4 separate regions of the Homo sapiens genome follow, and all the other regions are linked to region 2. A link is a loop called in an ENCODE intact Hi-C map of the cell type or tissue named here. Cell type or tissue: chondrocyte. All regions are shown on one strand. Region 1 overlaps CREBBP (CREB binding lysine acetyltransferase). Region 2 holds the start of TRIDDENT (TRIM28 interacting DNA damage repair enhancing non-coding transcript). Region 3 overlaps ADCY9 (adenylate cyclase 9). Region 4 overlaps ADCY9 (adenylate cyclase 9).

What was found. Hi-C counts contacts between places; a loop is a spot of excess contacts. Peaks named below come from ENCODE experiments on the same cell type or tissue, not always from the same donor. Only the 100,000 strongest peaks of a DNase experiment are listed, where the experiment ranks them.
Region 1: a loop joins it to region 2, with 5 times the contacts of the local background. A loop is called at or near these places in 7 of 110 quality-filtered maps.
Region 3: a loop joins it to region 2, with 2.2 times the contacts of the local background. A loop is called at or near these places in 2 of 110 quality-filtered maps.
Region 4: it touches region 2 in a loop (2.2-fold over the local background); 5 of 110 quality-filtered maps call a loop at or near these places.

Annotation. Positions count from the first base shown.
Region 1 is chr16:3,868,557-3,873,556 of GRCh38, forward strand. The region is part of intron 1 of CREBBP (CREB binding lysine acetyltransferase); the gene reads right to left. Among named protein-coding and RNA genes, the nearest start is that of CREBBP, 9.7 kb to the right of the region's middle. RefSeq lists silencers at 2,652-2,946, 3,852-4,146 and an enhancer at 3,483-4,018. In chondrocyte, no CTCF peak of the experiment used is centred here; no DNase peak of the experiment used is centred here.
Region 2 is chr16:3,948,390-3,953,389 of GRCh38, forward strand. It overlaps TRIDDENT (TRIM28 interacting DNA damage repair enhancing non-coding transcript), which reads right to left and starts at 2,055. Exons shown (of 2, transcript NR_120311.1): 1 at 1,883-2,055; 2 at 1-440. It also overlaps a transcript of ADCY9 not described here. In chondrocyte, no CTCF peak of the experiment used is centred here; DNase peaks (open chromatin) are centred at 2,182 and 4,562.
Region 3 is chr16:4,049,549-4,054,548 of GRCh38, forward strand. All of the region lies in intron 2 of ADCY9 (adenylate cyclase 9), which reads right to left. LOC124900373 (a long non-coding RNA gene) reads right to left here. Exons shown (of 2, transcript XR_007064957.1): 1 at 4,487-5,000; 2 at 724-4,273. Among named protein-coding and RNA genes, the nearest start is that of ADCY9, 64 kb to the right of the region's middle. In chondrocyte, no CTCF peak of the experiment used is centred here; no DNase peak of the experiment used is centred here.
Region 4 is chr16:4,009,295-4,014,294 of GRCh38, forward strand. The region is part of intron 2 of ADCY9 (adenylate cyclase 9); the gene reads right to left. Among named protein-coding and RNA genes, the nearest start is that of TRIDDENT, 61 kb to the left of the region's middle. RefSeq lists enhancers at 1,804-2,449, 2,450-3,094. In chondrocyte, no CTCF peak of the experiment used is centred here; a DNase peak (open chromatin) is centred at 2,226.

The sequences.
Region 1 (5,000 bases), 80 kb before region 2:
AACCTGGACTCCTAGGTCTGACATTCAAGGCCCTTGGTGATGTTATCTCGCCTTCAGATGCCCAAGCTGATGCTCTACTCACCCTCAATGAGCTCTGGTGTCCTTCCTCCAACAAGCCTCCCTGACCACCCAGCCTGAGGCATCCACTTCCTTCCAGTCAGACATCGAGCTGAGTGTGAAATGCTATAGGCCACGGTGGGCACCACGGGACTGCTCACCCACCACACCACACAACTCAGAGTTCCATGAGGACAGAAGCAGCTTCTGCCACTACTGTCATCACCACAGCCCAGCAGGGTGCCCCACACGTAAAATGTGCTTAAATATTTGCTGAATAAAAGAATGAAGTGGTAGGAGTCAAGACTGGATCCCGGGCCGACCAACCCCCGCAGGGCAGAACCACACCTTTAGTCTCCACCATCTCAGAAGCAAAACCATGAGGCCTCCTAAATTCTGGTAGCCCAGTGAACATAACCCAAAAACTGTCACAAGAGCCAGACCTCCACCCTGCTATGAGTGCTGTTCCCTCTGCCTGGAACAGTACTATCTGCCATCTCCTATTCACCCTCAGGTGTCAGTGCTAACGTCACAGCCCCCGGGGACTTCCAATACCCTTCAAAACAGGCTCAGTCCCCATCTGGTGCCTCAGTCAATGCACAGTATGTCCCCTCCAAGGTCACACCTGACTGCAGTTACCTGTCCAGTATCCATCACCACCCATGAGGGCAGAGATGGGGCCTGTCACATCCCCACTGGATCGCCAGGGCCTACATCACAGCATAACAAATATTTTCTAAATTAGTGAATAATCCTGAACAGTGTGACCTAAGCCGTGAATATTTTTGAAGGAGTCTTTCATCATTTTTAATTTGGAGTCTTGCATCTTTAAAAGATGATCGTTTTAAAGGAACTTTGTCATAAATATCTAGGTGATACGTATCTTAAAGAAAACTCTAGACAAAGAGGATAAGTAAATGTACTTACAGTTGTGCTGTCCAATACCGTAGTGACTAACTACATGTGGCTATCTTCATTTACTCAAACCAGGTAACATTTAAAATTTAGTTCCTAAGTCACACTAATCACAATTCAAGTACTCAACAGCCACACGTGGCTCGTGGTTCCAGTACTGTGTCATATAGACACAGCGTAGAGCCGCCCTCCCAATAACGACCACTGGACAGCGCTGGCTTGGAGGGCATCCCGAGAACACAGGCATCCCCAAACAAGGAAACATCTCAATTCACCCTCTTCCTCCTGGGAAAGAATCCGTTCTCCCCTAAAGTTTCAGTGACTGAGAAAGCCATCAGTGAAAGCAAAACACTTGATTCTCTTGCCATCATTCAAATGATTCCCTCAGAGACTTCTCAACAGAAGTTCAACTACGGGCAGGTGTGCTCTTCAAACAAAAACCGATTCCCACAGTAGTAGAGGAACAACCACAATGACACAGAAAACCTATCAATATGTTATGTCTTTTTGTTATTTTCAATAAAGGTGACGTTCTGAATATGTAAATCAGATTTAAGTAAAGATATCCACAAATCGGGGAAAAATTTTGTCCACCACGGGGTAACTTTTACTTATAAAAAAAAAAAATCACACCAAATCTAGGAGAACAGAAAAACAGTAATCTCCATTAAAAGAATTTCCTACTATAGAATCTGCAGGAGGAGAAAAGTCACACAGTACAGCACAGAGCTGAATCTGTTCCTTTCAAGATCTGTGTAGCTGAGCCCGAGAGGCAATTGAGTTTCACTGGTATTCCTTTCAACCAACCTGACTAAACTGGACAGTGATCCCAAGGCCATTTTCTTCCCAACTCTGTTTTCAATAAAATACTATATTTATAATTTCTCTGCATTTACTTTTCCCTTTTCTCTAAGTCCTAATCTAAATCAAGCCCTTGTTCTGAAGCAATAACTAGAAACAGAGTTCCATTTAATTAAGAGTTCAATTTTCCAATAAAAAACAGTTGAACTGCAAACACAGACGGAGTAAAATGAGTCAAACGATTACCCATTTTGTAAGATTCTCGAATCTTAGTTCGTTTTCTTACAAACTGGTTCCCAAACTGCACTAGAGCTGGCACTGAAAGCCAAACAGGCAGGGGCAGAAGCTTCCCATGTATTCAGTGAGAAGCCTCCTGATTCCGGGTCAGGCTACATCATCTTAGTCCTCACTGGCCCAAGAAGTAGGTGATGGCTAATATTTTCCCATACAATTAAACAATAAAAACAGCTGCCTCAACCTGCTATATGCCAGGCACCCTAGTAGCCCCATGTACCAAGATAATCAAAGTAAGCAGAAGTAGAGCCAGGCACAGTGGCTCCATCTCACACCTGTAATTCCAGCTACTCAGGAGGCCGAGGCAGGATTGCTGAAGGATGGGAGTTCAAGACCAGCTTGGGCAAGCAAGACCCCATTGGAAAGAAGAAAAGTAATGTAAAGAAGGGGAGGGGAAGGGGAAGGGGAAGGAAGGAAAAGAAAGAAAGAGAAAAAAAGAAGGAAGGAAGGAAGGAAAAGAGAAAGAAAGAAAGAAAAAAGAAAGAAAGAAGAGAGAAGAGAAAGAAAAGAAACAAATGGAATACTGCAGGGTAAAAAGCCCCTTTTAGAGATCTCTCTCTCTCTCTCTCTCTCACTCACACACACACACACACACACACACACACACACACCCCACCCTGCAAAACTCAAATGTGATGTCACCAGCCCAAGTCACAGCGCTGCCGAGCTGGGAGCTGGGACTCACAGTCTACTCTGAGCAGGAGCCAGGGCTCCCTCCTCAGCACCACACTGACCGCCTCCCCGTATAAAAAGCTGACATTTCCTTCAACTGTGACTCACAGTTAGAAGGTTCTACTTTTAATCAGGTGACAAATACTCAAAATATTTTAATCCAAAGCAACTGGGTCAAACTCGTAGAGTCTATAATTGTCTAAGCAAACCCTAATTACCTGATAAATTTCTATAGCTCCTGAATGTCCTCATTCAGTTTGTAATCAAATACCCAAATCTCCTTATTTAAATGTTGTACAAGCCTTCTCTACATGTTATCATACAGAACAGTGACTTATTTTTCTATTTCACTGGTTATTTTAACCATAAAGTTAAAACATGTTTAGGTGGTGCAGTTTTAATAAGAAAAATCCAAACTAGGGGGAGGAGAAGCAGCTTGTGAATTATAAAAAGATTTGCTTTACAACAGAATTGTACAACTCCACTACACAACTACTTTTTCTCCTTACCACAGATTATGCAAATTCGAAAGGTTGAATTAGGTGCAACTGGAAAATATACCTACTGTATACAATATAGTACAGGCATATTAGAAAGGCAAATTAAGACATTTTCAAACAATAGCAGACAGTACAACTAGAAATGGGAAAGTAAAGTCAGATTTAATCATGTAGAATTATTTTCCCCATTAGATTTTACTATTCTTAGCAATGGTTCAACTAAACAGTCTTTTGATTAATGGAAATGAAACACCGGGGAAAATGTCACACGGGATAATATCCAAATCTTTCTTAAGGGTAAGTTTTAAAAGGAATTCAACTTTTAGAGACAGAGCTCAAAAATAGCCTTGCTTCCTAAATTTAGAACCAGAAAACACCCTAAAGGCAGTATTTTAAATACAGCCACAGTCACCGCCTATATTGTCTAGGAACTTAATAAAAAAAACTTTAAAAAGAGAGGGGCCACTTTTGTTTACTTCCATGCCTTTCACACAGCCTTGCCCAATTTGATTTGTGTGCCCTTGCTCAAATCTCTTCAAGTCACAGCTCAAATGGCAAAGACCTGACCACTCCAGGACGCCCCGGGGACTCTGCTCGTGGCCTATTGTAGCACCCCTGTCAGCAGAGCACGGCCCCAGGGAAAGGAGAACAGGCAAAAGCCCCCACAGGCACTGCTCCCAAGGCTTACACTTCTGCATCAAAGACTCATGCAATAGGAGAATTTTGCCGAAAGCCAAGTTTGAGCCTGACTGAGAAGAGCAGCATCCTTTTCCAGTTAAAGCAAGGAGTGTATCCGGAGGGATGCACTGCAAGGAAAAGACCTCAGAGAGGACTAAAGGGAACGCTGAGCGCATGTGCTAAAAAGCAGACGGCACGGCCAGGAGCTTCAGAGCCTAGGAGAGACGGGACAACCAGAAGAGGACTCAGATGTGAGCAAGCCATGGGCCTACAACGATACCCCAGGAAACAAACTGTCATGGTCAGGGTGCTTTTCCCAACAACCAGGAATGCATGGAAAACAGGCAGGCTTCCCCAACTCCTGGCTCTGTGCTGGCTCAGCAGAAGAGCTGTCACAGGAGCCCAAGGCTCCTCAACCATCCCAGGGCCTGCCTCCCACTGGGGCATGCGGCCCTGGACTTCTGCACACGGGGACACTCAGGAAACAGGGGAGGGAGTAAATGAAGCCTTATTCAGATCACCCTTTCTGGTTCCAGAGTTTTTGCACTTGACTGCATTTCTGTACCCTTTCCTTAAGTTTTGCCTCGAGGTTTCATCTTCTCAAGATGGTTCTAAGTACTCACAGGCATCTATCAGAATCCTGTGTACACTGCTAATGCTTAACAGGTACCTCAAGATAAATTATACACAGTAAACAAACAGAATCACATACTTGTCTGCTGCTTAAACAGTCCATGAAATATGCTTCAAAATTATCAATAATTTTCAGTGTACATCCTGATTTGATTTAAAAGAAAAAATAATTCAGAACACACACCATTTAAGTTTTCGTAATTTTAAGCTTTCATGGCCATCACGTTCCTATTTTTAAAAATACAATAAAAAATGGAGACAGAGTCAATGGTATAGATGACAGAATTCCCGGCTATGTATCTGCTGAGGTGCTACACTATCACACGCGTGCCTGCACACTGGTTTCTGTGGATACGAGCACACATGGCTTCTGTCCTTTCCAGAACTGCTGAGAAACAGGTCTTGCTCCAATCAGACTAGCACTCCCAGTAAGTCCTAGGACTTACAAGG
Region 2 (5,000 bases):
TTTTACTTAACTTGGAGGTCCTGCTGGTACCGAGCTTTCTCATTCCTTCTGGTGGCTGCCTGGTATTCTAGTCTATGGATGGATAAATATTTATTGATGGATATTTAGGTTGTTGCTACACCTCAGCTTTTGCAAACAAATGCTGCAAAGAAGAACCTGGTGCATGAGACATTTTGCATGTTCGGGCAGATCTGTAGAAGTAATTCCCAGAAGGGCGCATGTTTTTTACATTTTGACAGTTCTTGCTAAATGGCCCTTTATAGAGGTTACACCAGTTTTAATTCCCATCAGAATTTATTTCCAAACCTATCATGAGATACGCCAGCACTGACAAGAATCCTCACTGCGGCATTGTTCATCGCGCCCCAAACTGGAAACAGCTCAATCGATCCTCAGCGGAACGGAGAAATCATGGCCTCTTCACGCGATGAAATATTATGCTGCAATGAAAAGAAACAAAATTCTGCTGCACACGGCAGGGAGGAATCTCCTAGGCGGATTGATGAGTGAAAGAAGCCAGACACAGAACGGTCCTTACTGCATGATTTCTGTGATATGACTCAACCCCGAAGTCAAAAGGAAGACGCAATCTAGGATGACAGTGATGGAAACAGAGGTGACCCTTGGGCGGCAAAGGGAGTCTGCTGAGCGTCTAGAAACGTCGTATATCTTGTTCGGAGTGATAGCTGTATGGGTGCATCAGTGTGTGAAAACTCACCGAGCTACGTGCACTTTACTGATGGAAGTTGCACCCCAACAAAAACTTAAAGGGTTTAAAAATATTGCCCACACTGACGCGCAAACAACACGACCGCCCCAGCAGGCAGACTCCTCCGATGCAAAAGCTTAGGTGACAGGCTGTCTTTCTTTTGTCCAGTCCTGAGCCAGATGTGGGTTCTGGGCCAAGGAGGTGAAGCACGAGGCTCCCTCTGCTGCCTCCAGAGCTGTCCAGGGTTCCCCTCTGCGCCCCCAAAAGCGCAGGGTCACACCAGTCGGGGAGGAAGGACCAGAGCGACTCTGCGCCCTCACCCCACCGCCTCCTTCTCTGTTTGCTCTCTGACCGGTGCCGTTTCATTGTTCCCTTCCTGGACGCCATCCCCTCGTCCAGACAATTCCCTGCACCAGCTGCCAAGCAGCTGCCTGGCTATTTATAGCCTCTGTCATCAGCCCCTTCCTCCCGCCCTTGGCCCTACTCCTGGGACCACTCTCCCTACCCCCACCCACTTTCCAAGGGTCCGGCTGTGTCCAGCCAACCAGGAGAAGAGTGGGGACAGTAGAGGCTGAGTTCGTTGACAAATATCATACAACACAATTTTTAAAATGTTTCTGGAACATTCCAGGACCCGTTGTTGTGGGGAGGGGCCTGCCCTTGCTGAGCTGGTCCCTTGGTCTCCTGAGGTGATCTCAACTGTGTCCATGGCTTTTGGACAAGGTGAGACGAACTTAATTCTTTTTTTTTTTTTTTTTTTTTTTGAGACAGAGTCTCGCTCTGTCGCCCAGGCTGGAGTACAGTGGCGTGATCTCAGCTCACTGCAACCTCTGCCTCCTGGGTTCAAGCGATTCCTGTGCCTCAGCCTCCTGACTAGCTGGGATTACAGGTGTGTGCCACCACACCCTGCCTGTTTTTGTATTTTTCAGTAGAGGCAGGATTTCACCATGTTGGCCAGGCTGGTCTTGAACTCCTGACCTCAAGTCCACGCCCCTTGGCCTCCCAAAGTGCTGGGATTACAGATGTGTGCCACCGCGCCCGGCCTGTAATCCTACTGGCCGTCAAATCCACTTTAAAAGCAGTAAAGGCATTTGACTCCTTCCTGTTTCTCGTTCCTTCTCACCCCCACTCAGGCCATCTCCCCTCGCCCCACCACTTCCTCCCTGCACCTACCTTTCTTCCTTCCTTTCTCGGTGAAGTGAAGGGTCACCTCTCATTGTGGAAGAAGGACTAGTAAAGCCAGCTTTAAATGAACATTACTGGGTTGGCCTATGCCAGGCAGGCGCGAGGTCTCTATTCCCCATGTGACAATCAAGCTGGGTGCGTTCACGCCCAGGATGCTGGGGTTGTCCCACCTCTAGGTTTGGAGTGGGACGACGAGGAGAAGCAATTTGTTCAGGAGCAGAGAAAGTTCGCTTGGCTGTGACTCATCGCCTCTCCATTGAGAGTCTCCGGCGGGTCCGTGATCATCGGACACGATCATGATCCGTCCTCAGGCCCCGCCTGTGCAGAGTGCGCGGAGGCCAAGGAGTTATTGGCAGAAAAGCAAGAGCGGAATGAGCTTGCGTACTTGAAGTCTGTGGCCGTCTGCCAACATCTCCTTCAAATATGAACATTCTTATTTTCGCTCTGGAAGTTTTTGTCAGGTTTATTGCAAATGCAAGGGTGGTGAGCAGACAGAAAGAAAATGGTATTTACTGAGCTGGAAGGACTGTTTTCTCAACCGTTTCTCAAGAGCACGCAAGGAGACGTGCACTTTCCTGGGTGACATCAGGTTCTCCGTGGGGATTTTAATCCAAATCAGATATGGCCTTGTTTTACGAGGGATCCTCTTGGGTCTCAGGGTGTGAGGATTCATAATAAGTACACGTCCATCCAGTACATGGCGAAGACCATTGTAAGCCACCCCTGGAAACACATACAAGACAGATGGGCACGCAGTTCACAGGATAGCGCAGAATTCTAATGAATTTCATTGGCATCAAATGTTATGTTCCTGTAAACTGAGAGCCATGAAATTAGAATGAGTGCCTCACAATAGTTCAAAAGTGACTCACTTCATTGAAAAAACGTCTCGGAAACATAAATTGGTAAATCAAAACTAAAACTAGTACCCTTTAAAAAAAACTGAGAATGATGTCCCTAAGTTTTTTTTTTTTTTTTTTTGAGACGGAGTTGCGCTCTTGTTGCCCAGGCTGGAGTGCAATGGCGTGATCTCGGCTCACTGCAACCTCCGCCTCTTGGGTTCAAGTGATTGTCCTGCCTCAGCCTCCCGAGTCACTGGGATTACAGGCACCCACCACCACTCCCAGCTAATTTTTGTTATTTTTAGTAAAGAGGGGGTTTCACCATGTTGGCCAGGCTGGTCTCAAACTCCTGGCCTCAAGCAGTCCTCCTGCCTTGGCTTCCCAAAGTGCTGGGATTACAGGCATGAGCCACCGTGCCCGGCTGGGATGACTATTTTAATCTCAAGAGAGCCATCTGGGTTCCTTCCAGGGCACAATTCTATTTAAGGATATACTTTCTTATTTTTACACAAGTTTGATAACTGGATAAAAAAAAGACGAACTTTTTTTTTTTTTTTTTTGCATGGACCAAAAAATGTAGCCATAAGAGCATTTGTTAATACGCACGTCTAACATCCTCCTTCCCACCTCCCTGTGCAGCACAAAGTGGTAAAGACAGCAAGAATTTTCTTTCTAAACAGTTGGGCTGAAATTAAACAACAACAACAACAAAAACCCAAATGCCCATTCTCCTCCCAGCGGAAGTACAACCTCTCTTTGTATCATGTTACTCATCCGCTGCACACACCTGTTCATCCAACAACAGCTAACAAAAGTCAGACTCCGAGTTAAGCGATGTACACATCACAGTTTGTGCTGGAAATCTGATCCAAGCACATGGACAGAACTTTCTATGGTTCTCGGCTCCTAAGCTTGGCAGCTTGTTTTCAGCGTATTCTTAAAAACCTAGGAAACTGGCAATCATACTTCTAAGTTAAAAGATTGGGAAATCAGGCCAGTGAATAAATACTTACTTTGGATCTGCACTATTGATGAAAAATAAAAAATCACTGGAAAAAAATGAGCCCCTTTCTTCTATTTTTGCTCAAAGCAGTCCAAAGAAAACAAGTTTTGGTTCACTGCTGTCTGTGAGCTCAGTGTTGAACAAATTCCAGCAAAATCACAGAGAAAGTTGGAACCAGATTTGCAGCGCTCTATCTCATACATGTTTCTTCTTCTTCTTTTTTTTTAAGAGACAGGGTCTCGCTCTGGTGCCCAGGCTGGAGTGCAATGGCACAATCACAGTTCACTGCAGCTTTGAACTCCTGGATTCAAGCGATCCTCCTGCCTCAGGCTTCTGAATAGCTGGGACCACAGGCACGCACCACCACCCCCAGGTGCCTTTTATATCATTTGTAGAGATGGGGTCTCACTATGTTGCCCAGGGTGGAGTGCAGTGGCATGATCATAGCTCACTGCAGCCTCCAACCCCTGTTGCCAAGGCTGGTTCCAAACTCCTGGGCTCAAGTGATCCTCCCACTGTGGTCTCCTAAAGCACTGGGATTATAGACGTGAACCACCACAGCTACCCCGTGGTTCTTAAAAAGGGGTCTCCTTAAAAAGGAAGCTTCACCTTCCTTTTTGGTGTGAGGGAGACAGACCGTCAGGGAGAGGGCACTTTGTTCTTCTAATTGCCTTTCTGCAGAGGTTCCTGCTCAAGGAACGGGACGCCTAAACCTCAAATCCCCAGTGGCATTCAAGGCTGCTCGCAGGCACAGGGCGTGTTCTGGCCAATCCTGTTCGAGCAAGGGGAGCTGACATTGGCCCAGCACAGGCAGGCTGCACAGAGCTGCAGCCCATTCTTCCTGGAAGCGCCTGCATCAGAGCCAAGGACAGGCCACCTAGTAGCAGTGTCCCTGGAGCCTGGTGCTTGGCTCAGTACATTAAAATGCAACAACCAGGCCGGGTACAGCAGTTCATGCCTGTAATCCCAGCATTTTGGGAGGCTGAGGTGGGCGGATCACTTGAGGTCAGGAGTTCGAGACCAGCCTGGCCAACATGGCGAAATCCCATCTCTACTAAAAATACAAAAATTAGCTGGGCGTGGTGGCCTGTGCCTATAGTCCCAGCTACTTGGGAGGCTGAGGCAGGAGAATCACTTGAACCTGGGAGGCAGAGGTTGCAGTGAGCCGAGATCGCGCCACTACACTCCAGCCTGGGCGACAGAGCGGGGCTCCATCTCAAAAAATATATACGTATTTCACAGATACAGTCCTTCCTCGTTT
Region 3 (5,000 bases), 100 kb after region 2:
TTCTGAGCCGAAACCACGTGAAAAGATTTTTCTTCTGACTACAAGGCAGAACAATAAAAGTGACCCTCTGAGTCAAAAACACCACATGAAACTCACCTCCCGCCTCCAACCCATCCCTTCCGCATCCTTCATGTCCACCGTCCCTTTACCAACAACCAGCTGATTCTTCCAGACTTCAAAATCTTTCAGATTAACCCAGAAATATCGATAAGGGAGGCCTTTTTCTTAGCTTATGTTGTATATGTTTTTCTGTTTAGGCTACTGCTATAAAGAACTATCCACCAGCCTGGGCAACAAGGTAAGACCGACCCTGTTTCTACAAAAAATACAAAAGTAGACGGGCATGATGGTGTACACCTGTAGTCCCTGCTACTCAGGAAGCTAGGGTGGGAGGACTGCTTGAACCCAGGAGTTAGTGGCTGCAGTGAGCCGAGATCACACCACTATACTCCAGCCTGGGTGACAGAGTGAGACTGTGTCTCAAAAAAAAAAAAAGAACTATCCCGAGAGTCCACTGTTGGGGGCCGAAGTGGGGGTGGGGACCCTTGGCTGCCATGTTCCTGGGCCAGGAACATGGACTGGATGGCCTGCATGTCAGAAGACTGGTGACATACAAGGGTCAATAAATAAAAACAGTTAATATGATAAGAGCTGTTACTGTTATTGTTAGAAAAGAGGGGCACAGCCAAGGAAAGGGGAGAAAGCTGAAACAAACCATTTGACTTGGATGGTATCATGATTTTTATATGAGATGAATGGATACATAGATACGAGCGGGACAGATGGATACAAAGAACTACAAACGCATGTGTGCCCGTGTGTGTATGTACAAACATATGTGTACGTGTAGGGAAGTACATGCATATGTTTAATTTCCTAGCTATGCCAGGCGCGGTGGCTCATGCCTGTAATCCCAGCACTCTGGGAAGCCAAGATGGATGGGTCACCTGAGGTCAGGAGTTTGAGACCCAGCCTGACCAACATGGTGAAACCCCGTCTCTACTAAAAATACAAAATTAGCCGGACGTGGTGGCGCATGCCTGTAATCCCAGCTACTAGGGAGGCTGAGGCAGGAGAACTGCTTGAACCGGGAGGCAGAGGTTGCGGTGAGCCAAGTTCCTGCCACTGCATGCCAGTCTTGGCAACAAGAGTGAAACTCCGTCTCAAAAAAAAAAAAAAAAAAAAAAAATTCCTAACTACGCTGCTTGAGAAGTCCTTGTAGCCGTAATAGCCCAGTAGCGTGAACACACCTAATACTTAGATCCTGGTTTCTAAAAACCACTTTCTACTAAAAGGAACCAGGGCTTATTGGAGAAATGGCTGATTCCAGGGCTGGAGCAAGGAAAGTTCCGGGTGAGCCTAGAACCAAGAACTAAACATGTGGCCGGGAGCAGTGGCTCACACCTGTCATCCCAGCACTTTGGGAGGACGAGGCAGGCAGATCACCTGAGGTTACAAGTTGGAGATCAGCCTGGCCAACATGGTGAAACCCCATCTCTACTAAATATACAAAAATTAGCTGGGTGTGGTGGCGCACGCCTGTAATCCCAGCTACATGGGAGGCTGAGGCAGGAGAATTGCATGGACCCAGGAGGCAGAGGTTTCAGTGAGCCATGATCACGCCATTGCACTCCAGCCGGGGCAACAGAGTGAGATTCCATCTCAAAAAAAACAAAAACAAAAACGAAAAAACCTGGCCAGGCATGGTGGCTCTCACCTGTAATCCCAACACTTTGGGAGGCTGAGGCAGGCAGATCACGAGGTCAGGGGATTGAGACCATCCTGGTTAACACAGTGAAACCCCGTCTCTACTAAAAATACAAAAATTAGCCGGGCGTGGTGGCGGGCGCCTGTAGTCCCAGCTACTCGGGAGACTGAGGCGGGAGAATGGCGTGAACCCGGGAGGCGGAGCTTGCAATGAGCAGAGATCACGCCACTGAACTCCCACCTGGGCAACAGAGCAAGACTCCATCTAAAAAAAAAAAAAAAAGAAGAAGAAGTAAAGATGTGCTCAAAGAATGACATGAACACATCAAAAGAACACAGGGGCCAGCTTGGAGGCGCTGCTTTTGGCCAAATCTGGGACAATCTGGGTATCGAAGCAAATGATAATGGTAATGAATTATAACCCAATGGGTAAAATAGGAGTCTATGAGTGTATTGATAGGAAGGAGAGAAAGACAGCAGGCAAGCTCCAGCTTGCAGTGGAATGCCAACTAATCAATGCAAAAGAAACAATGCAACTAGAAACATCACCATTTGGCAATGCTCATACTAATTCCCTCAGGCAAGAATCATCCCAGGATGCTAAAACAAATGGGCAAAAAGCTTAATGAGAAACAGGATATTTTCCGAGTCCCCAAAAAATCTCCCCACCAGAAACAGTACTTTTTAACTGATAATTACAAAATACCAACAAATTAATTTTACAGTGGAGAAACCTGGTAGACACCACCTCAACCAAATGATAAGTTAACTTCTCCAGAAATGGGACTGATCAGACCTGTGTGCGTTCCTGTCGTGACAACCCTGCAGGGACTCTCCTGCCAGGAACCTACCACCTGATTCTCATCATGAAGGAATATGAGACCAGCCCAAACCGAGGGACATTCTACAAAGTAACTGGCCTGTTCTCTTAAAAAAATGTCAAGGTCGTGAAAGACAGAGACGAAGGAACAGCCCCAGATTGAAGGAGACTCGAGAGCCATTGACACAGACGGCGCCTGTGGTCCTGGGCGGGCTCCGGGGCCTCTGCATTTGGTGGCATGGTGTGACAGTGCCCACGTCCTGATTTGGGCAGGTCGGTGCAGGCTATCCGGGACAGCGTCCTTGTTTTTAGGAAACCCACACAGGAGAATCTAGAGGCACTCTCTGCAGTCTATTCTCAAATTATTCCGGAAAAAAGGGATGTGTGTATGTGGAGAGACAGACAGACAAACATGTCGGAATGTTAATTCAGGGAATCTGGGTGAAGAGTATTTGGGAATTCTTTATACTGTTTGGGAGCATCTCTGTAAATTTAAACTTACTTCAAAATTAGAATATAACGCCACCAAAACCCCCTCTATCACTCACTCCGCATTCCTAGATAACAACTAGTGTGGAATTCTGTTCTTTGAATCACTAGATATCAACTAGCGTGTAACTCTGTTGTTTGAAGCCACCTGGTTTGAGGTACTTTGGTACAGTAGCCCTAGGAAATAAATATGCTACTCAAAGAATATTGAATGTGGCTTTTTCTACAATACTAAAATCTGACCTACCATGTTAACTTAGTAAGGCAAACTGCTGGGGCGGGGTCCCGTTTCAGCCGAACGCATCTGACAATGCCTTAAGTCACACATTGCATAATCACAAGTTGCTTCTTGACATGAGCGGCTCTTCAAGTGCACGGGGAACAACAGATTCTTTGTCAGGGACTCACAAGAGTCACATGCTGTTATTCTTTTCTCCTTAAGAGACAAACTGATTTTTTAATCACTGAGAGCCTATTACATGCGTGGCATAGTTTTAAGATGTTTTGACATGTCACACGTAAACGATAGTAAACATGTCTTGGAAGAGGGGCTAAGATGTGGGACGAACGTGATTATTCAATGGGCATGCGCTTCCGGCCACGCATCACACGCACATACACCAGCGCGGTTATCCATAACTCTACCATTTCAAGTGAGCCGCAAGAGACTGTAAATCGCAGTGAAGTGGGCCGTCAGGCAATGATTACTAAATAAGCATGGGAAACATCTAAGATTAACAGTGAAGAGAGAAGATGCGTTTGGAATGGAATCCTGGAGACAGTTAAGTTACCAGGTGCTTTCACAGTCGTTTTTTCAAATTCAGTCACTGAGACATAAAATAATATTGATCTTTGAGAAGAGCTCTCGACGGAAACAGCAGTTGGCAGTGTCCCCAGAGCACTTGCCCTTCCTCTGGAGCGCTTCACGTGCGAGCCCGCCGTCTATTTATAACAGTTGGGCACTTGTCGCCACAATGGCTGATTGTGTGGCCCAGCTGTCTGTGTCTATCAAGAAGGGCAGGAGTGGACAGCCTGCACTTTGATGTTTCCCTTTTTTGGAGACTGAAAATAACATTTTTAAAAAACTGCCAACCGGCAAGGTCACAAAATATTTTTGGATGGCACGGGGACCCGATTGCAAAGCTGTGGTTCACATCAGATGCGGAGGCCTGGGACGCAGCCAGTGAGCCCCATTGCACAATATCCTGCTCATGCCAACTTCAAAAGTTATTTGCCTCGGAGAGCTCCCAGACGACTCTTTCTCGGTAATAAAACACAGCATTTTAGAAATTTGCAAGGGTCTTCTGGATAGGGCATTACCCAGAGGAGCAAGGATTTCCCTGGCCACTCTGGTTACAGTTGCAACCAGCAGCCCCAGGCCTCTTGCCACCCTTGCCCCGCCCCACCCCACATCCCTCACCCCCACTCCACAAACTCCTGCCCTTCCCTGATGAGCTCTCAAGCACTTACCAGCGACACGCTACATATTTTTCTAATGCATGTGTCAATTTCTTGACTCGCCCATTCTATTATAGATGGCTCACGAAAGCAGGATTAGCGTCTGTTTTGTTCACTGATGCAACCACAGAGCCGAGAATAGTGCCTGGCTCACAATATTTACTGAGTGCATACTTGTGGAATTAATTAATTTAAATAGCAGAGACAATGGGATCAGGAAACACATGGAAATACCGATGACCAGTATTAGATGTCAGGGTTCTGTCGCCCTTCCCTCCGCCCCCGACGAAGATCCCAGCTTTGTTTACATATTTGTGGTGCACAAAAATAGAAATGGACTAAACAAAATTCCCGATTTTCCCAAACTGTGGTGGATTGCAGAAACCAAGACTTCGCAGGGCTCGGTTCTGAAATGATTTTCACTCAAACCATCTTCCTGAAACTCTTCCTATTACTCTCTGCCCATTTCGCAAACCTTCTTGCTGGAGGTATTAGATACGGGAAGCACCTGTAGTAATCAACAAGT
Region 4 (5,000 bases), 61 kb after region 2:
AGGGTCTTGCTCTGTTGCCCAGGCTGGAGCGCAGTGGTGCAACCATGGCTCCCTACAGCCCCCACCTCCTATAGCCTCAGCCTCCTGAGTAGCTGGGACTACAAACGTCCGCCACTATGTCCAACTATTTCTTTCTTTCTTTTTTGAGATGGGGGTCTCACTGTGTTGGCCAGGCTGGTCTCGAACTCCTAGACTCAAGTGATCCGCCCATCTTGGCCTCCCAAAGTGCTGGGATTGCAGGTGTGAGCCACCACACCTGGTCCAATGAAAATCTTTCACTCTTACTTAGCTCCTGAACTTTTGTGCATTTTTTTCTCCAACAAAAACCCACATCCCAATTTATGCACAGGATCAATCACGACTGTAACATGTATACACTGAAATGGAAACGTGAACTGGAATACGACGCAGGAGTGAAGCCATCTTTATACTAATTTCTCGGACCTGTCCCAGGCGACACCAGACTGACTTTGTAACTTCACTTTGCCAGAGTTAAAAAATGCAACCTATGTGGACTCAAGAGAGGACAATGAGCTGCCAGGGCTTATACCCGCCTTCATCAAAGAAGTACACGCAAGGAGGCCTGTCCTGGGGCTGCTCTAAGGGTCTCCTTCCCATGACTCCTGAGTGTGGCCCACAAGTCACCAGGTGGCAGGGTGGTGACAGGAGCCACTGACAGCCAGTGTGACTGTGGATGGCCACTCTGGAGACCGCAGTCCCCACATACTGAGAGAGGAGGGACATTTTTTTGATGGGAGGTAGGAAAAGTTGCGGCTGAAGGATGAGGTTTTCCATTATGTCTGTGGCTGGCCCTGCAAGGTGCTGTTGGCTCAGGGTGCCCCTGCCTGAGGCTACGGCTCCCCATGCACAAGGGCTGCCCTGGGAGCATGAACTGGGCTGCCTCTGAAACCCAGGAAGGGGCCCTCACCCAGGTGACTGCGCACCTGCTCCCTGTGTGGCTCCGGGACTGCAAGAGAAAGTCAAGATGGCCTCTCCTAGAAGTGCGTGGCAACTGAAGCTGAGAGAGGCTGAGCAGGGAGGCCTGAAGAGCTGGAGCACGACGGGACAGCCAGCACATTCACAGCGCTCAGCACGGCAGTCCACGGGGAGCACGGAGTGGCAGCGGCGGCCTCTGCTCACAAGCTGGGCACGTGCCTCAAGCACATCTCCAACGTCTGCTGTTGCTTTTTTGTACTGGGATTACTGAGTCACTCTTAATTCATCAAACATTTATTAAGCACTTCCTGTTTACTACACACTGATGGGTGCAGGGACGATGTGTGACTATTTTGGCCGAGATCGTGACCTGTGTGGAGCCCATTACCTGAAGAGGGGCCAAGAGGACAAGCAGGTATGACTATGGTCAGGCGTGCCAAGTCCCAGGACAAGGAAGGACGGGTGCTCCAGGAAGCACAGGAGGGGGCATCTTGAGAAGCCTCAGGAAGGAAGGGGCTGTGGCTCGAACGTGTCCCCTCCAAAGTTCAGGCGTTGTGGAGTGAGAGTCTTAAGGAAGCAGGGCTTTAAGAGGTGACGAGGCCAGGAGGGCTCCTCCCCTGCGATGGGATCAGGCGCCTGCATAAAGGGGCTTGCTGTAAGGGGCTCTCTCGCTTGCCCTCCAGTTTCCTTCTCCCTTCCAGAAGATGCAGCCCTCCCCAGACACCTGAACCTGCTGGTGCCTTGATCTTGGACTTCCCAGCCTCCTGAAGCATGAGGACAGAAATTTCCGTGCTGTATAGATTACCCAGCCTATGCTGTTCTGTTATTGCTTCACAAGCAGATGGAGACGGACGGATCAGCACCCTCCACACGGAGAACTGAAAGACGGGGCGAGGTCAGCCCGGCAATAGCAAACCAGGCCAGGGGCGGGGGTGGCTGACACCAGGCAGGGGGGTTACTAGAACAGGTCATGAAAGGCCCTCTACAGAGGTGGCCTGCAGCAGGCATAGCTAAAGGATGGCTTGGAGCTCAGTGTGGCTGGAGCAGAGAACGTGTGGAGGGAATGGCCAGGGCTGAGCCACAGCACCTGTGCAGGGCACTGTGTGGGCCATCCTGGGAAGCCTCCATTCTGGGGCCACGGGCAGCAGGGGGGCGGGAGGAGAAAGAAGAGCCACATAGGAGGCATGAGGCGTAGGACAAGCCAGGGAGCCGGTGGAAATGCCAGCCACAGCGGGTGGGAAGTTGGGAGGCACGGGAGTCAGGAAATAACAGTGGAAACGGGAAACCTACTCCCCACAAACTGCTGGCGAGAGGCAAGGCTCCCATTACAAGCAACCAAGCGTGATGGGCGAGGGCCTGGCTGCTGGAGGGGGCCTCGGAGTCGGGTCCAGGTCCGCCCCCTAATCCCGTGATCTAAGTGAGCTGCTTCATCTCTGCCTCTCAGTTTCCTCATCTCTAAGGGGAGGGCAGGAGCAGAGCTAGTGAGCTGCTTCATCGCTGCCTCTCAGTTTCCTCATCTCTAAGGGGAGGACAGGAGCAGGGCTAGTGAGCTGTTTCATCGCTGCCTCTCAGTTTCCTCATCTCTAAGGGGAGGACAGGAGCAGGGCTAGTGAGCTGCTTCATCGCTGCCTCTCAGTTTCCTCATCTCTAAGGCGAGGGCAGGAGGAGGGCTTACCACACAGCTCGCATGTGAGGCTTAAATGATCAACACGCACGCAGCAAGCACTCGACATTAGCTGTGATTATCGACGCAGTGTTTGATCTGCGTATCACTGGAATCTTTTTCATGCACCTTCTACATACAAAAGCATTTGCAAAACTGTTAAATCAATAATTGCTCCTGATTTGTTTCTGACTTGAGTTTTTCTTTAGGAAGCGCTGAATGACCAACCCATAGTGATAACATGATCCTACTAGCTTTACGAAGGTCAAACACACCTCCGTGTCCACAACGAGCAAAATCGGGAAGTAAATTATCTTTTTATTTATGCTTCAATATGGAAAGCTAAATTTAAAGTGAAACCTTTTGTCAGAACCAGAAGGGTTATCACCCTGACAGGTAAGGCAGAGCCCAGCTGCCTAATCACAAACGCCTGAGAAATACATCAGGACAGGTTACTGAGTTCAAGCCCAGCGAAAGTCTTAAGTCAGGAGACTCTGCAGGCGACATGATTTAATGAATAACCACACACATGGACCCTGGGGTCCAAGTTCATTAGAATGGCTCTTTTGCAGCAGAAGGTCCAAAAAAAAAAAAAAGACAGCTAAATGATTTAAGTGTAGTGTAAACAGGAGAATAATTAATATGATTTCTTATATTCTTTCCTGGTTATCCATTGATTTTAAACCTCAACAACAGCGATGTCTTTTATCAGCTTAATTTTACAAAGGCTACAGAGAGGGGTGGGCATTTCCTAATGGGCTCCTGTCTGACGGGGGAATTTGTCTATGGCTGTGTGCGTGGAGGTTAACGCAGTTAACGTTCTTAAGTATTCTTAAGTATAGTGTCACTTCTTTGAAAACTAAAACTGCACTTTGCACATAGTGGTGATCAGGTTTGGTGACCCAAGTATAGGAAGAGTGACTGACAAAGCCCATTTTGGAAAAGAGTGATGGGCGAGGCCCATTTCTGGCCTCATTTGTCCCAGTCTCTTTCTGTGGGATTCTTGCCTTGGACTGAGATACCCTCAGCCACCAAGAATCAAGGACCTGACTGCCAACTCAACAGAAAGAGAACAACAGCGAGGCACGGGGATCACAGCTGTGACCCCGGCACTCTCGGAGGCCGCGGCAGGAGGATCACTTGAGCCCAGGAGTTTGAGACCAGCCTGGACAACATAGCGAGATCCCATCTCTATAAAAAATTTAAAAATCAGCTGGGTGTGGTGGCACCTGTGGTCCCAGCTACCCAGGAGGCTAAGATGGGAGGATCACTTGAGCCCGGGAGGTTGAGGCTGCAGTGAGCTGTGAGTGCGCCGTTGCACTCCAGCCTGGGCAAGAGAGTGAGACCCTGTCTCAAAAAAAAAAAGAAAAAGAAAAACAAGCCAGGCGTGGCGGCACACGCCTGTAAATCCCAGCTACTTGGGAGGCTGAGGCAGGAGAATCGCTTAAACTTGAGAGGCGGAGGTTGCAGTGAGCTGAGATCGTGCCATTGCACTTCAGCCTGGGCAACAAGAGTGAAACTCCGTCTCAAAAAAGAAAAAAAAATTAAAAGAAAAAGAAGAAAAGAAAAACAAGAAAGAGAAGAATAATCAGGAAGGAAAGAATGTTTTAAGACATGACTTTGGGAGCCAGCCACATAGCATAACAAATGCCTAGAAGCTTACGTCACTTATGACTTAAAACAATAAACAGAAAAGAGGCAATCAGCTTGGGCTGGTTCAGAAACATTCCAAAAACGTCTTTCACTTTGCATTGCATTCTTCCTCACGACTAGGTCGGAAACGACCAAGCGGCATGAGAGTTATTTAAACTAAACTGTAATCAGCCAATAAGAAAAATAAAGATAAAAATACTCTTAATCTACCAAATAGCCAAAGCCTATGGAGTCATAGATATATTTTATAATTATCTATTCTTTCTGCGTAAGAAGAACAAAAGTTTTGGTACAAAAGAGAGAATATCTTTCATATGTTAACATTAAAATGCTCTCCGGAGGGTTGTAAGTCCTTCCTACTCATATGCACCATAAATAATCATAAGAACTGATTTGTTCTTGTTGTCCCAATATTTGATGATAAATCTCAAGTTCCTACTACAAATGGCTGCTGGTGAAACTTAACCTCTTCTTAACAAATGAAGTCCCAGGTCAGGCGCGGTAGCTCACTCCTGTAATCCCAGCACTTAGGGAGGCCGAGACGGGAGCATCAGTTGTGCTCAGGAGTTTGAGACCAGCCTGGCCAACATGGCGAAATCCCGTCTCTACTAAAAATACAAAAATTAACTGGGCGTGGTGGCACATGCCTGTAATCCCAGCTACTCAGGAGGTTGAGGCAGGAGAATTGCTTGAACCCAGGAGGCGGAGGTTGCAGTCAGCCGAGATCGCACCATTGCACTCCAGCCTG